Linked DNA regions of Homo sapiens: all the other regions are linked to region 1. A link is a loop called in an ENCODE intact Hi-C map of the cell type or tissue named here. Cell type or tissue: endothelial cell of umbilical vein. All regions are shown on one strand.

Evidence for each region. A loop is a pair of places that touch in the nucleus more often than their neighbours do. Peaks named below come from ENCODE experiments on the same cell type or tissue, not always from the same donor. Only the 100,000 strongest peaks of a DNase experiment are listed, where the experiment ranks them.
Region 2: a loop joins it to region 1, with 4 times the contacts of the local background. A loop is called at or near these places in 4 of 110 quality-filtered maps.
Region 3: it touches region 1 in a loop (8-fold over the local background); 4 of 110 quality-filtered maps call a loop at or near these places.
Region 4: a loop joins it to region 1, with 2.2 times the contacts of the local background. A loop is called at or near these places in 7 of 110 quality-filtered maps.

The regions. Positions count from the first base shown.
Region 1 is chr15:67,102,660-67,107,659 of GRCh38, reverse strand. The region is part of intron 1 of SMAD3 (SMAD family member 3); the gene reads right to left. Among named protein-coding and RNA genes, the nearest start is that of SMAD3, 40 kb to the right of the region's middle. RefSeq lists a silencer at 475-769 and enhancers at 1-871, 1,124-1,823. In endothelial cell of umbilical vein, a CTCF peak has its summit at 2,235; DNase peaks (open chromatin) are centred at 559, 1,089, 2,109, 3,649 and 1 weaker place; H3K27ac peaks cover 5,000 bases.
Region 2 is chr15:67,022,090-67,027,089 of GRCh38, reverse strand. All of the region lies in intron 2 of SMAD3-DT (SMAD3 divergent transcript), which reads left to right. Among named protein-coding and RNA genes, the nearest start is that of SMAD3-DT, 40 kb to the left of the region's middle. RefSeq lists an enhancer at 1,125-1,419. In endothelial cell of umbilical vein, no CTCF peak of the experiment used is centred here; DNase peaks (open chromatin) are centred at 1,189, 1,859 and 2,519; H3K27ac peaks cover 2,958 bases.
Region 3 is chr15:67,011,274-67,016,273 of GRCh38, reverse strand. The region is part of intron 2 of SMAD3-DT (SMAD3 divergent transcript); the gene reads left to right. Among named protein-coding and RNA genes, the nearest start is that of SMAD3-DT, 50 kb to the left of the region's middle. In endothelial cell of umbilical vein, no CTCF peak of the experiment used is centred here; a DNase peak (open chromatin) is centred at 2,423; H3K27ac peaks cover 1,739 bases.
Region 4 is chr15:67,046,758-67,051,757 of GRCh38, reverse strand. The region is part of intron 2 of SMAD3-DT (SMAD3 divergent transcript); the gene reads left to right. Among named protein-coding and RNA genes, the nearest start is that of SMAD3-DT, 15 kb to the left of the region's middle. In endothelial cell of umbilical vein, no CTCF peak of the experiment used is centred here; a DNase peak (open chromatin) is centred at 2,857; H3K27ac peaks cover 1,947 bases.

The DNA.
Region 1 (5,000 bases):
CCATGCAATAACCACAGCGACAGGCAGTGACTTAGGCTGGGCAAACCAAGTGACCGTGGCAAGGCTCAGAGAGGCGGGAAGGGCCGGGGGAAGCCCCTCTCCCATCAGAAATTACTCGCAGCCGAATGACGGACTTCATCTGTCTCTGCCTGCAGGTGACCACAGACTGCATCAGGAGGGCAGGAGGGCAGGAGGGCATGGCAACAAGGCTCTCCCCTTGTCTGGCACCCCAGAAAGCAGAGCTGAGAAATCTCACCCTGGGAAGAAGGGTGGGGTGCTTATGTGGTGGGAGTGGCGCAGCAGGTGGGAAGATTTCGAGGCTCTGAAAGGCCCACTCCCCTCCACCCAGATAAAGCTACTTCTCTCTTGGTTTCCTTGGGGCTATCACAGTCACTGTGCCTGAAATTCCCACCATTTGTCATTCCTTTGGCATCCAAGGCCCAATGACTGACTACACTAAAATCTTCAGTTAAAGCATGACTCATTAAAATCTTTTTTTTTTTTTTAATGCACTCAGTAAACATTTATTGAGGGCTTGACTGTTCCAGGTACTGTGCTGAGCCCTGGGTGGGAGAGAGGGTGATGACTAAGGCTTGGGAAGTCAGGGCTAGGGAAGCCGACAGAAGCCAAGTCGTGCAGACGGGGCCCTGTGAACTCAGCTAAGGAGACTGGACTCCACTTGGACTCCCTGGAAAGCTACCAGAGTTTTAAACCACTGGGGAATGATATGTTTTGATACCACCGTTCTGGGTCCCCTGGGGTAATAAATACTATGCCATTACCACCATTAACACCTTCGTGTGAATTAGGTAATCAGATAAGTGTCACCTTGCAAAAGACTGAGATGTAGGACTGATAAGTTTTGATGCCAGAGAGTGAAGCCAGGAAGAGCCAGTGCTCAGTGGCTACCACGCGGGTAACGGAGAGCAGGGGACAGACCCCAAAGGAAGCTGTGTGTGGGGCCATCACAGCATAAGTGTCCTCCACATATGATGTACGCCTGTAAATAGTTACTGAGCTCCTTTGATCTGGGTCCTGAGCATAGCAGAGAACAAAAGAAATGGCCCCTGACCTCAAGAGGAAGACAGACAGTGCATAATCACAGATTTAGAACTACAAGCTGGAGTAGGGTCTCAGAAGGAAAAGAACAGTCTCTGTGAGAGAGTGTATTGGGGATAGAGTTAAGATGAAGGGGAGGAATTAGAAAGGGCTCTCTTAGATGACATTTAAGGGGAGACCTGACTCACATTCGCCAGCTGAAAACTATGGGGACAAGCATTCCAGGAAGAAGGAACAGCATGTGCACAGGCCCTGAGGAAAGATACGTAAGGTCAGGGTAGGCCTGAGAGGTTGAGATTTGAACCCTTGTTTGGGATTCAGACCCTCATTCTCAAGGCAGCAGGAAGCCCTGAACAATTTTCAGCAGATATGACAGATGACAGATGTACATTTCTTAGAGATCATGCTGGCTGCCGGTGGAGAATGGGCCCAGTGGAGAGGAGGGTACAGGCAGGGAGACCAGGTAGGAGGGAGACGGGGCCAGAAACATCCTGATTTGGGTGAGGAAGCAGCAGTGGAAATGGGGCATTGGATGAACTTAGATATTCTGGGGGCAGAACTGACAGGGCTCAGTGATGTCCTGGATGGTGAGGGAGAAGGAGAAGAGGCTAAAATGATTGCTTCCTGAGGTCTGGATGGTGGTGCTTTTCACTGGGAAGGGGAGGCCTGGAGGAGGCTGTGCAGACGGCAGGGAGGGCCGGGGAATGAATGCAGATGAAGCCTTCCATTCAGGACATGCTCAAGCAAGACCTTCAGAGGCAGCACAGCACAGATGTCAACAATGGGCCCTGGCCTGACCTAGGGCAACAGGAGGCATTAGCAGGCCCTGCGTTGCTTCAGGCAGGTTGAAAACCCCACGGGATCTCCAGCCAGGGCATCAGGGTAAGAGACACATTCCTGTTTCTCCCTCCTGTGCCCTGTCAGAGAGAAAGGCTTTCCCTTTTCTGGAAGTGCCAAAAATGCAGCACAGGAAACTCATTCTGCTGCCAGAGTGACTAATATTTATCACTGGTATATACAGTAGCCATTCTTCAAGGCCATGAATTTCTGCCCACAGCTAGAGCCACAATTCTCTCAGCCACCCTGCCCAAGCTCAGCCCTGCCTCAGCATTCCACAGGGCTGAATAATACTCTTTGCTTCCCGTAGGGGCTCTGCTTACCCAACAGCCCGGCATCTTCTCAGCATCCTGGACTCACCGCATACAGCTCAAGGTTCAAGGTTTCCACTGTGGCCGTGGAGGTGCGCCATGATCTTGTTCCCCTACCCCTCCCTACCCATCCTGCCTGAGTCCCCACCACCAAACAGAGGCAGCTACTCCCTCCCTGTAGAACGCAGAGGAAGGACACAGAGGGCAAGAACTTTGGAGAGCGCCTCATCCAACCTTTTTGTTTACTAAGGAGTAAACTGAGGCTCAGAGAAGTCAACTGACTTGCCTAAGGTCACACAACAGAGCTGAGACAAAAACTCCAGGCCAGGGATCTTTCTTTGGAAAGAAAGGGCCAAAGGTGGCAAGGCCTCCTGACAAACAGTGCCTCCTGTTCAGGGAGGTGAGATGGAGCCACAGGTGGCTTTGATACTGAGAGACCCCCAGGAAGCAGACAAGGAAGAGCAGAGCCACTGGGAAGCCTGCAAGATCAAACTCTGAAAGAAGTCTGCACGCAGCTGCACGGTGTCTGTCCCCAGACAGCTTTCAGATGGGAAGCAGCTTTCAGTACTAAAAGGGGGAGAAGAACTGGATCCCAGGACATAGACCCCAGTTCTTAATGGAAACGGCTTCATTCCTGCAATGCAGTTTATACATTTATCTAGGCCCAGAGGTCTCTGTCAAGAGAAGAGGGTGGGCAAAGCCCACAGAGGAAGTACTTTCTTGTGTGGCAATGACCATCGGGGAAACAAGATAACACGGAGTATAGTGATCCAGTGTAAACTTGGCCATTTGTGCCAAGCCCTTTGCCAAAGTTATCCGTCTTCGGCCACCTGACGGAACAGAGGGCACTCATGGGAAAACAGCTGGAAAAAGGACACTGCCCCAAATTAGTACGAATATTTATCACTTACTGGGGGCCACGATAAAGGCCCTATGGGGCTGGAATCCTTTCCAATCTCAGGTGTTCCTGGACTCAGGGATAATGAGGGGTGACTGCAAAATGCAGAATGCCGGGGAACACAGAGGACAGCCTGAGGGCAGGCCCTTCCTAGAAGCTCCATCTTCTTCTAGAATCAGATACATTGATTAGTGTCTCTTCCCCGATCAAACCTGCGGCTAACCATGACTTGATGTATACAGTGACACCCTATAGCTGTGATGAGAACTGGGAAGGCATTCATTCATTCAAACACTCAGTGAGCACCTTGTAATACCAAGCATTGTGCGAGACGCAGGGATTACAGAAGTTGAAATATACCCACTCCTGGTGGGGAAAAGTTCTTGGTTGTCAAAAGTTGGGGGCGGAGATGGGGGGCAGACGAAAATCCTGAAATCCGATCTTATCTGTCTTCCTGCCTTTGAGCGCTGCCACAACAAAACCAGCAGAGGCAGGCACTTTTAAAAATAGGGCCCGTTGTGCACTTTCTCGGCTACGCACCCCTTTCCTTCCTCCAGGCTTCCTGTCTCCCTTCTGTACAGTCACCACCAACTACCCTTGAACGTCAACACCTCTGGAAAAGGTGAAATAATTCTGCCACCTTCAATACGGCAAATAGCCTCTCTAATCAATCCAAGTAAGTGTTTATGGCAATCCAGCAACGAGTTTGGCACAAAGAAAGAGGTCCAGGGTGGTCACTCACGGTAATGTCAAAGCCGAAACGGTGGATCCAGAAGCACTGACAGTTGGAGGAAACCCTCCTCATTGTTGCAGCTCTGTTCCAGCTCCTTGTTGTGCTATGTGCTTAGGAAAACCGCACAGGGGTGGGGAGTCCACACACAGGCCCACACCCCACACACATTCAGCTCCACAACCAGCAGTCACAGCTGGAAAGGGTAGCTGGGCTGAGGAAACTGCAGCCCAGGGAGGGTGAGTGGGACTCAGGGATCCTGGACTCCAGGTCAGTAGCACACACCAGCACAGCGCCTACCCCAGAAGCCCTGGGCCAGACCCACCCAGCCTTAATGTCAGGGCACAGTTAGCCTGGACACAAAACCATGAATAACTCATGTTTGCATCGTGTTCTGCTGTTTTCCAAACTCTTTCTCATCCCTCACTCTCTCCTGATCATCATGCAGTCTTCAATACAGTCAAGGTGGGTCCTGCTATCCCCTTGTCGAGTGATGTGAAGTGAGTCCCAAGGAGGCCATGTGCCTTGTGTGAAACCACACGGAACAGGTTCAAGTGTGTAGCTTTTGCACGACCTTGACTACACTACCTTGACTATAACTCTTCCACTGGGGTGATGGGAGGCAGGGGCAAGGAGTTAAGAAAAACAACAAAAAGAACAGTACAGCTCCATACAAAGGAAGTTGACAATCAAATTTGGGCAGATGAATGACACACAGACAAGCTGCCTTCACAGAAAAGAGCCAAATTAATGCATTCAAAAATGTGTACTGAGCACGTACTACATACCAGAGCTGGGAAGTGAGGCAACAGACCATTCATAGACAGTTAAGACTAAGGAGATGGGACCTGTTTTGGGTTTGAAAGAAGAAAGGTACAGAGGAGTCTAGGAGAGCATCCCAGGAAACGTAATGGGGAGCTAAAACATGGCAGCAGTTGTGGACAAAGCACATTGAAGAGGAGCTATGATGAGCCTCACCTGGGAGGAGCAGAGGGGCTGCACAGAGGTAAATCCAGAAAGCGGTCACTTCCAAAGAACTTTAAATACCAAGCTAAGGGACCACGTATCATGCCTACAGAAACATGGTATATCCAGATCTTCCCAGTCCATTCAACGTCACTCCCTGCAACTGACCAGCCAGGACCACCAAGAGGTTCAGAATTCT
Region 2 (5,000 bases), 81 kb after region 1:
AACTCCTGGCCGCAAGCAATCTGCCTGCCTCGGCCTCCCAAACTGCTGGGATTACAGACGTGAGCCACTGTGCCCAGCCTGTATTTGTATATATGCAGTTTTGTAACTTACTTCTTCCACTTACAAAATGATAAATTTTCCATGTCATTAAGTTTAAAAAAAGAAAAAAAAAAGGGCAAGTCATATCAGGTAGGAGGACTGGCATGAGCAAAGGCATAGAGGTACGATAATGCAAAGGAATTCTGGAAAAAGTGAGGCGCCCAGAGCAGCTGGAGCACAAATTGCAAGGAAGAATGTAGTGGGAAGTGTCAACCCTGACAGTGGCCAAAACAAAAAGGGAAACACAGAAAGGACAAGAGTTCTGTTTATTACAAAGGAGTTAAGAAAGAGCACATGTTGGCCAGGCGCGGTGGATCACACATTAATCCCAACACTTTGGGAGGCTGAGGTGGGCAGATCACCTGAGGTCAGGAGTTCAAGACCAGCCTTGCCAACATGGGGAAACACCACCTCTACCAAAATATACAAAAATTAGCTGGGCGTGGTGACGTGTGCCTGTAGTCCCAGCTACTGGGGAGGCTGAGGGGGAGGATTGTTTGAACCCGAGAGGTGGAGATTACAGTGAGCTGAGATTGTGCCACTACACTCCAGCCTGGGCAACAGAGTAAGACCCTGTCTCAAAAAAAAAAAAAAAATACATGCTCTAAAGCCTGACTCCCAGAACGTGAGCCCTTGCTCTGCCAGTTACTAGCTATGTTGCTTTGGCAAATGAGTTAACCTCTTTATCATTCAGTTCCTCTATTTGTAAAACAGGAACAATCATAGTGCCTACTTCATAGGGTTGTTGTGAGAATTAAATGAGCTAATAATGTAAAGCACTTAGAGACTGGCATGTTGTAAACTCTGAATGAAAGTTATAAATTATTTTTATCAATGTTTTTTCCTGGCTGAATTCTAAGTTGAATTTATCTTGAGCATCTGTATGCAAAGAGCTCTGAGTAACATAAGGGATAGTTTTCTCAATAAATGTGATAGTAACCGTGGCTGCATTCTCAGTAAGGCTGTGTCTTAACGTCTCCTGGAAGGAAGCCAAGGTCAGAAAGGGGCTCTGTGAGAGAGCTAGTGCTCATGTCCAGGCCCAGGGCTTCCTAACTGCCTGGCATGTGCCAGGAGGGTGTGTGCAAAAGGCCAGGAAAGGAAGGACTTTCACTCCCTTCCCGCTTGCCCTCTCTCTCCCTGGTCAGGCCATCCTTTCAGCCTGGCTGTCGGCCTGAGCCATTTCCTGTTTCCTGAACATTTATCTTCTGCACATTCATGCTTTTTTCTCATATTGTCCCCCGGCCTGGAATACCTCTTTCTTCCAGAATCCTACTGGCAAACTTCTCCTTGTCTTTCAAAACTCACTTCAAGAATAACCATTCCTTCCTCTGGCATTCCCAGACTCTCCAAGTTCTCCTCTGCTTGGAGGACTCTGTACCTCCCTCTCTTCTGTGATGTGTGATGGTGATAATGGTGATGAAGATAATGGTGATGGTAGCAATGAAAATAGTGGCAGCTTACCCTGACAGACCACTTACCAGGCACTAGGGTAAGTGCTTTGCAAGCACTGTTCCAATTAATTTTTACAGCAATCCTATAAGGAATTGCTATTTGTATACTAATTTTATAGAAAAGGAAACAGGAGCATAGAATGAGTGGTTAAAGAACTTGCTCAAGCCACACAGCTGAGAGTAAAAGAACTAGGATTTGTACACAGAGAGTCTGTTTTCAGAACTAGCACCCACAACCGTTATGCCTAGCTGCTTCCCTGTGTTATTTTTACTGTTTCTACTGTTAGGATTATTACTGCTTGATGATGGGTTTCTCTCCTTTGTCCTTACATTCTCAGGACCTGGCACCAGGCCTGACACCCAGCAGGCACAGAAGAAATACTTGCCACTATTCAGTCTGGCAGTTCGGTTCAGTTAAAACGAGTCAAGGCTCATTTCAAAGACCTCTTCTTCCATGCTGGCCCTCCTGATCACCCTGAGCAGATTTGAGGACTCCTTTCATGAGCCCCTGTGGCTTTGCTCTTCTCATTTAACTCTCACCCAATTTCATGAGGTGGGCATTGTTCCCACTTTATAGACAGAAAAACTGAGGTTCAGACCTGGTAAGGGTTCGTGGTGGGGTTTGACTCCATTCATTCTTCCCTTCACACTTTCCTTTTAGTGTCTCCCCTATCCTTGTATTTGCCACTCCCAAATCCTTAGCACAGAGCCTGGAGCACAGTAGGCCTGCATTAAATGTCTGCTAAATTGAAATGAACTGAATTAGGGTGTGGGTGGCCCAAGAAAAATGTGCCACGACTCAGGCATTTCAAGCAAAATGCATAGTTTCAAAACCCAAGCATGGAGGAGCCTGCTATTTTTGGATGGCCTTGCACAAATGTTGTGTGGGCTTCCTTTTTGCTACTAAATGTCATTGCATTACTTTCCTAGTTTCATTCTCCTGCCTGGGCTGGGGAGGATTATGCAAGCGGAGCCTGGGAATGAGTCATCTTTCCCTCAGCTGCCAAACTGTCCACGATTGCCATGATATGGTACAATCTTTTTTCTGCCTCAAGCTATTTGTGGGTGGTTTTGTTTAACTTTTACAGTCTTTCTTTCTTTCCTTCTAATTTTGCTTATCCTTGTCTTTTTCTTTGAGATGGGCCATAGGGTACTGACGGCCTTTAAAACTCTGGCCCCTCTGTGTCTGCAAGCACAAATCCATCTACCTGCTATGTAATCCACGTGGGGAAGAAAGCCCTTCTGGTGATGACATTGTGAGGTGCTGACCCATAAGGAAAGTGGGACAATCTTTCTAGGGTGGATGGAGGTTCCCTTCCACTGGGCCAGCTGCCACCACCCCTCCCCCAAGCCTGCTGGGAAATTCTGGGAAGCCCAGAATTGGGCTTCCACACCCCACACTACAGCCATGCCCTTCACACTCCTACCTGGGTCTGTTTCCTGGATTTGTTGAGGCTGGTCTCTTCACTTCCAGTATGACCCTGTGGCCTTAGCCAGGGCAGCTCTGGGGCCAGCCCCCCGCCCCCACAGGAGGAGCCAGGCTGACCCAGCTGAGGGCTACACAGGAGGGAAAGGCCCAGTGCCCAAGGGGATGACAGGTGTGTGACAACGTGTGTGCTGCAGGCATAGTGCTGGGTGCCAGTAGAAAGAGTGACTTGCTCTCCAGCTGTGTAAGTGCTTCTAGCCTCAGGCTGATCGATCAGTGAACCAGGCCAAGGTTGGAGCTGTAGGTGAAACCAGTGGATCCACATGTGAGGGCTGCGGGAGGTGGAAACAGGGGCCGGTGCTGGGACCTTCCTAGATGAATAGCAGCTACAAGCAATGGCCAACCCATTGCTCAAATGGAGGCCTGTTGGGCACTCGGGACCTGAGTTCAGCAGGAATCATTGAGAGCATCTTGATAGTCTCTCATAACACTCACCATGTGTGCCATACTTGATAAATTTCCAGAGCACTTTCCATACATGCCCTCAAATGATGCTGGACAACAGGTGCCCAGCAATCCAGGTTCGAGAAGAGTCAGCCCTGCCTGCTCCTTTCCCAGCTCCAAGGCTCTGGTCTCCCCTTCGCAAGCAGGAGAAGAGTTGAGAACATTTGGAAACCACATGCAGGAGCACCGAGAGTCCTGGATTAGAAGGGAGAGGAGTTGGCCAGGCGTGGTGGCTCACCCCTGTAATCCCAGCACTTTCGGAGTCCGAGGCGGGCGGATCATGAGATCAAGAGATCGAGACTATCCTGGCCAACATGGTGAAACCCCGTCTCTACTAAAAATGCAAATATTAGCCAGGCGTGGTGGCGCACGCCTGTAGTCCCAGCTACTCAGAAGGCTGAGGCAGGAGAATCGCTTGAACCCGGGAAGCGGAGGTTGCAGTAAGCCGAGATCACGCCACTGCACTCTGCAGAGCGAGGCTCCATCTCAAAATAAATAAATAAGTAAAGGAGAGAAGTTCTGGCAGCTCATGCTGTGTGCCTATGGGAAACTCTCCTAACCCTTCTGAACCTCAGTTTCCCTGCCTTTAAAATGGTGGTAATAATATAATTGAGAAATGAGCTAACAGTGATTCATAAAACATTTGGTGTCACTCTTCCACATAAAACCCTCCAGTGACTTTCCATTTCAGTTGGAGAAAAACCCAAAGGGCTTGCAGCAGCCTGTGAAGTCCTGCATGATCTACCTCTACCCCCACTTCTCCTCTGATCTGATGTCATCCCTGGTCTTCCAAATACACCAGCATCATGCCCACCTCAGGGCCTTTGCACTGACTGTTTGCTTTGCCTTGGGCACTCTTTTCCCAGGTGTCAGTACAGCACCTCTCACCTCCCAGGTCTTCACTGAAACATCAGCTTTGAGTGAGGCTTTCCAAGAACTCTCTGAAATGGCAACACCTCTTCCCCACACACCCTGCCCCCTCCACTACTTAATTTTTCTCTATGGCTCTTAACACCCTCACAGAGTATATATCTTACTTACTTTATTTATTATCTGTCTCACTCCACTAAAATATTAGCTCCATGAGGGCAGGACTTTTTCTGTTTTGTTCTCTACTGTAACTCCAGTGCCTAGAATAGTGCCTGGAAACACATAGTAGATGCTCAATAAATATTCTCTGAATGAATGAAGTAGTAAATGAACAAAGGGGTCTTCAGTACTATTATTCTAGAGTGGAAGTAGCCAGCCCCCGTCCCAGCAACCTAACCCCATTAAGGCCAAGGTCCTGGGGTCTTCTGTGTGCCACAAGCTCCCAGGGAAACTTGCAACCTCTTCCATCTCACAGCTATTCTTTTTATTTTATTTATTTATTTATTTAGAGATGGAGTCTCTCTCTGTCGCCCAGGCTGCAGTGCAGTGGCGCGATCTCGGCTCACTGCATGCAACCTTTGCCTCCCACGTTCAAGTGGTTCTCCTGCCTTAGCCTCCCAAGTAGCTGGGATTACAGGCGCCTGCCACCA
Region 3 (5,000 bases), 91 kb after region 1:
GTAGCTGGGACTACAGAGGTGCGCCACCATGCCTGGCTAATTTTAGTATTTTTAGTGGAAATGGGGTTTCAAAATATTGGCCAGGCTGGTCTCAAACTCCTGACCTCGTGATCTGCCTGCCTTGGCCTCCCAAAATGCTCAGATTACAGGCGTGAGCCACCACACCCGGCCCATCCCTCCACCTTTCTTACACCTGTGCATACACACATACACAATCACACAAACTACAATTGAGACTGAGGTCCAGAGAGGTGGTCACATGGCCAAGATCACACAGCAAGCGCGTGGGTCTAGCTCCATTAACTCCCTATCCATTGCTCCTTCTTTGCAACTCCATTGCCAAGGAATTGAGGATGGCATAGTTTTTACTGGGGAATCTCAGATTTCCTGTTTGATATTGGCAGATGAAATTAGGAATGGGGAACAGAGGTTTAGAGTGGAAAACAAGTAATTTAATTATTTGGGTCCCATAACTAGGTTCTGATGCTTTGAAAACATGACACTATTGTATTTATGTAAATAGCCATGCTCGAGGGAGGATTTGACAGGCCTCAAGGAGGCCTTTCTCCTCCAAATTATCTTCTCTATTCTGGTGTTAAGACTTGAAATCCACCTTCAAGTTAAGCATTGTCCTTTCCCCCAGGTCATTGCTATGGGTTGAGTTAGTCCCTCTGAAATTCATATGTTGAAGTCTTAACCCTCAGTATGTCACATCATTTGGAGACAGGGCCTTCACAGAGGTAACCAAATCAAAATGAGGTCATTTGGGTGGGCCCTAATCCAAAAACACTGGTGTCCTTATAAGAAGTGGAGGCCGGGCGCGGTGGCTTACACCTGTAATCCCAGCATTTTGGGAGGCCAAGGCAGGCAGATCACCTGAGGTCAGGAGTTCCAGACCAACCTGACCAACATGGAGAAACCCAGTCTCTACTAAAAATACAAAATTAGCTGGGCATGGTGGCACATGCCTGTAATCCCAGCTACTCGGGAGGCTGAGGCAGGAGAATCGCTTGAACCCGGGAGGCGGAGGTTGTGGTGAGCTGAGATCACGCCATTGCACTCCAGCCTGGGCAACAAGAGCTAAACTCCATCTCAAAAAAAAAAAAAAAAAGTGGAGATTTGGGCCGGGCACAGCGGCTCACATCTGTAATCCTAGCACTTTGGGAGGTGGGAGGATTGGTTGAGCCCAGGAATTTGAGACCAGCCTGGGCAACATAGTAAGACCCCATCTCTACAAATAAAAAAAAAAAAATTAGCCAGGTGTGGTGGCATGTGCTTGTGGTCCCAGCTACTCAGGAGTCTGAGACAGGAGGATCACCTGAGCCCTGGAGTTTGAGGTTGCAGTGAGCCATTATCGCACCTCTGCACTCCAGCCTGGGTGATGAAGCGAGACCCTGCCCTTCCCCACTGGCCTCCCGCAAAAAAAAAAAGAAGAGGAGATTTGGACACAGAGATACACATAGAAGGAAGAAAGATGGTGTGAGGGAAAAGACGGCCATCTACAAGCCAAAAAGAGAGACCTGGACAGATCCTTCCCTCACAACCCTCGAAAGGAACTAACCCTGCTGGATAACTTAATTTCACACTTTTAGCCTCCAGAACTATGAAAGGATGCATTTCTGTTATTTAAACTACTCAGTTTGTGGTACTTTGTTATGGCAGTCTTAACAAACAAACAGAGTCATCTTTGTGAAGCCTTGTGCTTCTGGGAAGGAAAGCACAGCCAGATTCCTACAGCAGAAAAGCATGATCTTCCCTTAGTAAAGGGATTATTTCTGCCTCTGTCTTTGAGCTGGACCCTCTGTAGGTAACTCACACACAACATCTAATTTCCTCTTCACCAGAGGGATACATAATAAGGACAAAAATTAATGCTCATATTCACTGAGCATTTACTATGTACCAGGCAGTTTTTAATGATTTACATTTGATACCCACTACTAGGAGGTATGAGGGACTATTATTCCTATTTTACAGATGAGGAAACTGAGTCCCACTGAGGTTACGTGTCCCAGTGAGGTTACGTGTCCAGCCCAAGTCACTCAGCTAACAGTAAGTGACTGGACCAAAATTAGAAAACACGTTCCACCCACCTTTCTAACCCCTCTCAGAATGAATGAGCTTCCTGCAACTTTCCTTCGGAGCCAATGGACAGGGAGCTGACCCCAGGCCATGGTGGGCTAATGCAGGAAGAAGAGGAAGGTGGAGACAGCCATCGGTGCCTGAAACCTGCACCTTCTGTCCTGCAAGGCAGCCCTCCCTCAGCCCCACTGCAGGTTCAATGGGCTTGGGCCTAAGTTGGGGCTGACGTCAGCTGAGGGAAATTCGACTTGGAGAACAAAAGCTTCCACCACAGGAAAAAACTTCCTGTTCAAGTCCTGGCAAGAGAGCTCGGGTTTCAACCACACAGCTGGTAAAGTCATCGGCTGGTCGTGGGCTGGCGACGCAGGGGCTCCCAAGGGCACGGAGCAGCTGGGCGGAAGGCCTGGAGATCTCTTCCCGCCAGGCTGCAGGGGTCTGATCAGAGAGACCCAAGATTCCCCTGTGGATGGTGGTGGGGAAGGGCTGAGGCCAGGCCTTGTCAAAGTCCTTTCCCACCTCTGACTTTGGCCAATCCTCCCAAACGCGTAGAGCCAAGCAGCCATCATCAGTGCGCCCATATCCATTTGCCAGTAAAGAAACCAAGTCCAGAGAGGGGTGGTCAGTATCTCAATGATAGTCATCAAATTAGATGGGGGGTGGGGGGAGTGGGAGGACTTGAACCCAGTCCTTGATCTCTTCCTGAGTTCTCGGTTCTTTGGTTACTAAACAAAGGAGGAAAAAGATCTAACAAAGATCTAGGTGAAAAGGAGACAAATTCCAAAGACCCCATTTTTCCAGCCACCCATCCTGCCTCAGCAGAGCACTGAGGGCTGGGTGGAAGAACATTCACTCATTCATCCATTCAGCACATCAGGCACCCACCATGTGGATGCCATCCAGCCTGGGAGCCACATGTGCCCAACTAACTTGTTTTAAGTCCATTCAGCAAGGTGGGGCTCGAGATCCAGGCAACAGAGGAAGTAACGAATGGAATGGACATAAAGTTGGTGGATACATGAAAGGTATCATTGTTAATAATATTGTTCCCCTGTTCAGCACATGTTTTAGTCAAGCACCAATTATTAGCAAGGCACAGAGGCACAGTGCTCCAGCTATGTCTGCCAGGCTATGTGCCAGTCACTTTACATGGAATTTCATTTCATCTTTACATCCACCCTATGAGGTGGTGAAGTGGACACCAGGATCTACAAGCTCCCTTTTTTGGGAATTTGGACCCCTCCCCCATCACATGGGTGAGTCCCTGAGGCCACGTTTGTACCTAGTGGTCCCGCCTTATGGTCATAGGTGATTAGATTAGGAGTGGGCATGTGGCTCAAGCTGGGCCAATCAGGTTCTCTTTGTGGAGAATTTATTTATTTATGGAGATGGAATCTCACTCTGTCACCCAGGCTGGAGTGCAGTGGCGTGATCTCGGCTCACTGCAACCCCTGCCTCCCGGGTTCAAGCAATTCTTCGGCCTCAGCCTCCCTAGTAGCTGGGCCTACAGGAGTGCCTCACCACGCCCTGCTAATTTTTATATTTTTAGTAGAGACAGGGTTTTGCCATGTTGGCCAGACCAGTCTTGAACTCCTGACCTCAAGTGATCCACCCGCCTTGGTTTCCCAAAGTGCTGGGATTCTTTTTTTTTTTTTTTTTTTTTTTTGAGATGAAGTCTCAGTCTGTCACCCAGGCTGGAGTGCAGTGGTGCGATCTGGGCTCACTGCAACCTCTGCCTCCTGGGTTCAAGAGATTCCCGGGAGGCAGAGTGTGTGTGTGGAGGATCTCGGGTGCGGAGTAGCCACCACACTCAGCTACTTTTTGTATTTTTAGTAGAGATGGGGTTTTGCCATGTCGGTCAGGCTCGTCTCAAACTCCTGACTTCGGGTGATCCACCCACCTCAGCCTCCCAAAGTGCTGGGCTTACAGACATGAGCCACTGCGCCCAGCCAAGTGCTGGGATTCTTTGTGGAGAGTTTAGAATTGAGATGTCATATTAACTGAGGCTTATCAGAACTGAGGGGTTGAGGGGGAGAAGAGAGTAATGCAGCAGGTAGCTGAGGGTGGTAGAGAGGCTGGTGGCCTTCCTGTCCAGGTTCTAAGCAAAGTCTGGTTGCTTTCCCTCCTGGGCCCCTCCAGGCTTGCTACATTCTTATGATGCATTCTGGTTTTGCCTAAGCTAGCTTGAGCCAGTTTCTGTCACTTGCATCCAAAGAGTCCTCGGTAGAACAGCGAGTTCCATGATGGCAAGGGACTGGGTCTTGTTCACTAAAGTGTCCTTAGGACCTGGTACATAAAAAGGGCTCCATAAATGTTAGTTGAATTAATAAAAAGTGGAGGTTCCGAGAAGTTAATTGATTTGGACCCGAGCCTCACAGTAAGTAACAGCTGGACTTTGAACTGGGTCTACCGGCTTCAGAGCATGTGCCTTTTCTGCCATACCAGGCTGGCTTTTATAAATTGTTCTCCTTATTATTATATTAAAATCACAGGTAGTCAGAACTAGAGTGAACCTGAAGACTAGTAAGTTTTATTGTTTTGTAGACGAGAAATTGGGGCCTAGGGAGGGGAAATGGCAGAAGTTTCTTGATTCTCATGCAGCTACCTAACCCGAGCTGACGTTTAATTATCATGTGTGTGACACTGCTGTGCTTGCTGTTTGAGTACTGAAATGTTTTCATACCAGTTGATGACTAGCAGCTGCCTCAAGCCCTTAGTGTCCCCTCCTCTGTAGCCCCAGCCTTCAGAACCCCCGGGCTTCCATTATCCACAAGCAAAGGGGTTGTGCTGAGTCCAGCACGGCTCTCCAGGTCTATTCTGATTGGTCAGTATCTGTGCCACTCGACCTGTTAAATATCAGCCTTGAATTTACCTAGTGTGATTTGAAGAGTTCTGGTTACTTTGTCTCTCCATTAAAGAGA
Region 4 (5,000 bases), 56 kb after region 1:
TTCTTCTCTGGGTTCTTCTCTGCCTTGGAATTCTTCTTTCCACCCTGCCATGGAGCTGTCATTCTTCTAGCTGAAAGCTTTTTGCCTTTGAGACTCTCCTAGCTCTGACCTAATTCCCATAACTAGATGCAAATGACCATGAGAGAGTAACACCTCAAGTTCTTGCCAGCTTTAATCAACTGCTAAACTCTCAGGGCCTTATTCTGCCAAGGCCACCCAGGAGGCCTAGGAGATAAGAGCAGGAGAGGAGGTGATAGAAGAAAAGGAAGTCTAGTGCCTACCAGGGCATCAGGGCACACATTGGGCCTATTGCCTGAGCATCCATTGTGGGCACACACTTCAGGGTGCTTTGTAGAAGAAATGCCACAAGAGAAGAGCCTGGCCTGCTGCCCTTGAGTAGCATGCAGTTAGTTTAATACAAGAGCCAGAAAATATCATTTCTGTTCCCAATGACGTGAGTAGCCAGAGTGGGAACTTGTATATCTAATTAATGGCTCTGTTGTCAAGTGTCCAGGACAGTGCCTGGCACAAAGTAGTCTCTCAGTAAATATTTGAATGAATGAATGAAAAACAAATGTACACACACACTGACAAAGGAACACTCTCCACCCTTGACGCTTCACTGGGTACCGTAGAGTTGAACTCCCAGCCAGCATGGAACTCACATTTTCATGGTGCTTTCCTTCCTCCCCTCAGATTTTTCCAAATGAGGCCATGTTACCTTAATTTAATGTCTAAAATACACACAATTATGCACTCCCCCTCAAACTCAAACCCCACTTTCTGTGGTTTTTGTGGTTTGTTACACATTCATTAAGTGTATTTTTACCGTTGTTGTTATTTTTTTAAGCAGATCTAAGCCCGTTTTAGGTAGAAATGCATTCCTCTTCTTGGGGCTGCAACAGGAAATTCTAAAAACCCTTTGTGGAGGTGCATCTTCCGTGAAGTTAAAGGTTCCAGGCCCAGCCTTCCAGCCACGTGGTTCAGGGTTAGTAGCTGATACTTCTGTGGAAACCTTGTCCATAAAGGGTCAGTTAGCACCAGGGGAGGGGCCTGGCAAGAGGTGAAACTCCAAGCACATCTATTAATTATGAGAGAGAACAACATGTTTTTATTTTGCTGTTCATTTAAACTGGAACTGAGAAAGGTTGCTGGGTCCCCACACATTATCTTCCTCCTCCCTCCTCCCCCCTCCCCCCGCTCCCCTTCCCCTCTGTGTACCTGCATGGGCTTGTGTTTGTGTGTGCACGGGTGCACATGGGTGTGTGTGTGTGTGTTTGCTGGCTCAGACTCTGTGCCCATACTTTGACACATTATTGCTTGGATTTATTCCTCTTCTGGGAAACAGGCACACGTCATTCAATTTAGAAGACGTGGGCTGACATCTACCACGTACAAGACCCCCTTGGCAATCTGGGTGACTCAGGAAGCAGAGCAAGTAGGTGCTTAGACCAATGGCAAAACCCCTCCCTTCCTTGCCCCACTCCTAGGCCAAGGAAAAAAGTTCAGCTTTATTGCATTCATCCAGGATTTTGCAATCAAAATCTCTAGAAGGAAGCTATTTTGAGCTCAGCCCACATGGATGGGTGGCATTTTTTTCAGATTTAGAATTGTTTTTCTTTGAATTTCATATGAGGGAGGACTGATCTTTCAGGATATCTAAGGGTCTTAACCCAGCCCTGTCTTAGTGACAGTCCCTGTGGGAACACGAAGATGAATCACACAAGGTCTCCAGGACAAGACCCACGCAGCACAGTAACCACAGCCTCTCCAAGCTCGAGTCCCTTGGTCTGAAGCTGGTAAAGAGGAGCAAGGAATCCCTGTGACCACAGGGGCCAGGCAGCACAGTTCCAGAGCCCTGGGGCAGAAGCCATGTGCAGGGCTGTCATTCCTTGGGACCAATATGAGTCATATCCAGAGAGCTGGGCATCCTAGAAACATTTTCTGGAAGCAAAATCTGCTGATCTAGGGGTCAGGGGGCTAAGGCTCTTTTTCTAGCTCTGTCAAGAATTCCTTTGAGATCCTGTGTCCAAGAGCCCTTTGCAAACACAAAACCCACATTCCATGGTTTATGACTGACATCCCGTGGGTACCTCCAGCACATCATAGAACTTCTCTGAGAGGCCCTCACCTAAATGATGAGGTAATAAACATGCCTGAGAGAGTGGGTGTGTAAGCCTTTGGGAAGGTATGTGATGGTGGGCCAAGATAAACAGCTTTTAGCATCATCTCTCTTTCCCATCACACACACAAACAACTGCCCCTCAACCGTAATGAAAGCAGCCGGTCCCTGCCAGGCACTGAGCTAAGTTACACGTCTTCATTTATATAGCAGCTCCTTAAGCCCCTCCCCTGATCTCAAGGCCTTCTGGTGAAAGATCCAAGTCCAAAAGTTGAAGGAATCTAATTACATGTGGGGAGAAGGACCAGGTATGGATTCCAGCACTCATTTTGCAAAATGCTTAGAGGATAAAGCAGAGATCTCCTGCTCTGCGGGTGTGTCTCTGTCTTTCCTCAAGATGGCCTGTGGGAAGAGAGGCTGGCCTTGGAAGCGAGAGCCCACCCCTTGGAGCTCCCTCATGTCCTTCCCTAGGCACAGGTGGGTTCTGTCTTCCCTCCAGTGGGGTCCACAGAGCATGTGACCAGGGGCAGAAGTTTTCCCTGGGCTTGAGATGGGGTGTGGGTTTGAGTTTTGCTGCCCTGGGCCTAGAACTCCATTTCCCCATTTGTTTTTTGACCAGGTTGAGACATAGTTCCAGTGTGAACTGATTTCCCCATCTCTGGGCTATGCTATCGCAAATAACTCACACATGAGTAATGTGCCCATGTTTGTGTAGAGTTTATTTAGATAAGAAAAACAACTCGAGGCCTCATGGGAGGGGCTGCTCAGCACCACTGAGCCAGGCGTTTCCTGGGCCTGCCCAGGAGAGCCAGGCCTTCAGGCTGCTGGAGGGTGGCTGAAAAGCCCACATGCTCAGACATCTCCAGGGCCTGCCCATGGGAAGAAAAGTGAGGGATGGAACAGAGGATGGGGAACAGAGGACAGGGAAGCTGGAAGCTGGGTATTGAGTGTAGCTCTGTAGCCATAGTTGTGTGCCCTTGGGTAAGACACTTCAACCCTCTGAGCACTAGTTTCCCCTCTTTGCAAAGGGACAGGTTGGGGGAAAATAATAACAACATCCAGCCACCAAAGGATTGTGGAGATTAAAAGAAATGACCTAAGGGAGAGACTTTGTAAACTGCAGAGGCCAACACACAAGTTAGTTATTAATTAACGGCTGGATTAAGGCCGTGTTTTCAGGCCACACTCAACAGTGGAGTTGGCACAATGCCGGGATTCAAAGGCCTGGGTCCAAGTTCCAATCTGCCAGCACCCAGTCACAAGACCTCAAGCCTCCTCATCTCCCCGAGACCTAGGATCACCTCTGTGAAGTGAGGATAGTGATTCTTCCACCACATAATCCTTGAGGCTCTGTGTTGGCAGTTTTGAAGCAAAGGATAGCTATGAACCTGTTTTGTGAACTGTACAATGTACAAATATGAGATGATGCTGCCAAGTTATTCAAAGGGTCATTCATCAGTGAATCAACGTATCAACAAGCCTATTAGCTGGACAGTTGAGGATACACCAATAAGCCGTCTAGCTGGGGATGAGAAGAGGGAGGGCTGCACGTGAAGGGTTAATTCACAATGTAGAGTGATAGTGGTGAGCAGACTTTTAGGCTGAAGGCTGAAGGGCTCATCCTTTTTAAATTTTGAAACAAGGTCCTGCATTGTCACCCAGTCACCCAGGCTGAGTACAGTGGCACAATCATGGCTCATTGTAGTCTCCACCTCCCAGGCTCAAGCAATCCTCCCATCTCAGCCTCCCAAGTAACTGGGACTACAGGTGCGCACCACCATGCCCAGCTAATTTTTTGTATTTTTTGTAGAGGTGGGGTTTCGTCATGTTGACCAAGCTGGTCTTGAACTCCTGAGCTCAAGCAATCTGCCTGCCTCGGCCTCCCAAAGTGCTGGGATTACAGGTATGAGCCACCAAACCTAGACTCCTTTTTTTTTTTTTTTTTAACCTATAACCCTTTGGGAACAATGTCTTAACACAGTCACTTGTTTAAAAGAAATCTATTTTTTTTAAAGCAGAACTGATTTTTCAAACAAAGAGTTAAACAGAACCCCAGGTTATAAAGCATGAAAGCAAATCTGCTCTGGATGAAACAGGGGTCTGGGCCCAGAGCCAGGACTATGTAGCACCCCCACTCCACCCACTCACTGGTCTATCTCACCAGTCCTACTCCTCAACAGCCCCAGAGGCACCCCCTCCAAGTGCAGAGTTTCTACAGCTTCCAAATCACAGCCTCCTGGTCTGTGAAGCATGTATCCCAGAGACACTCTCACACCAGGAGGCACGTGCATGCATGTTCATAGAAGCATTACTTATGGTGATGATCATTGGAAACAACCTAAATGTCCATCAGCAAGAAAAAGGGTAAATACATCATGATCTATGTACACAGTGTAATTAACTTTGCTACAGTGAAAGTGAATGAATGTGAGCTACATGTATCAACAAAGATTAAGCTCTCAAATACACTACTGAGTGCAAAGAATAAGTTGCAGAATATGTGCTACATTGTATCGAATCTAAAACTAAAAAAATTATATATACTTAGTGATACATATACACATAGTTAGAGTATGAAGATGTGCATGGGAAATAAAGCTTCTAGAAGAAAACATAGGAGAATATCTTTATGACTTTGGGATAGGCAAAGATTTCTTAAATAGGGCACAAAGCATTAACCATAAAGAACTGATACATTCGATTTTCATTAAAATTAAGAACTGTGGCCGGGTGCAGTGGCTCACGCCTGTAATCCCAGCACTTTGGGGGGCCAAGGCGGGGGGGATCACCTGAGGTCAGGAGTTTGAGACTAGCCTGACCAGTATGGTGAAACTCAGTCTCTAGTCTCTACTAAAAATACAAAAATTAGCTGGCCGTG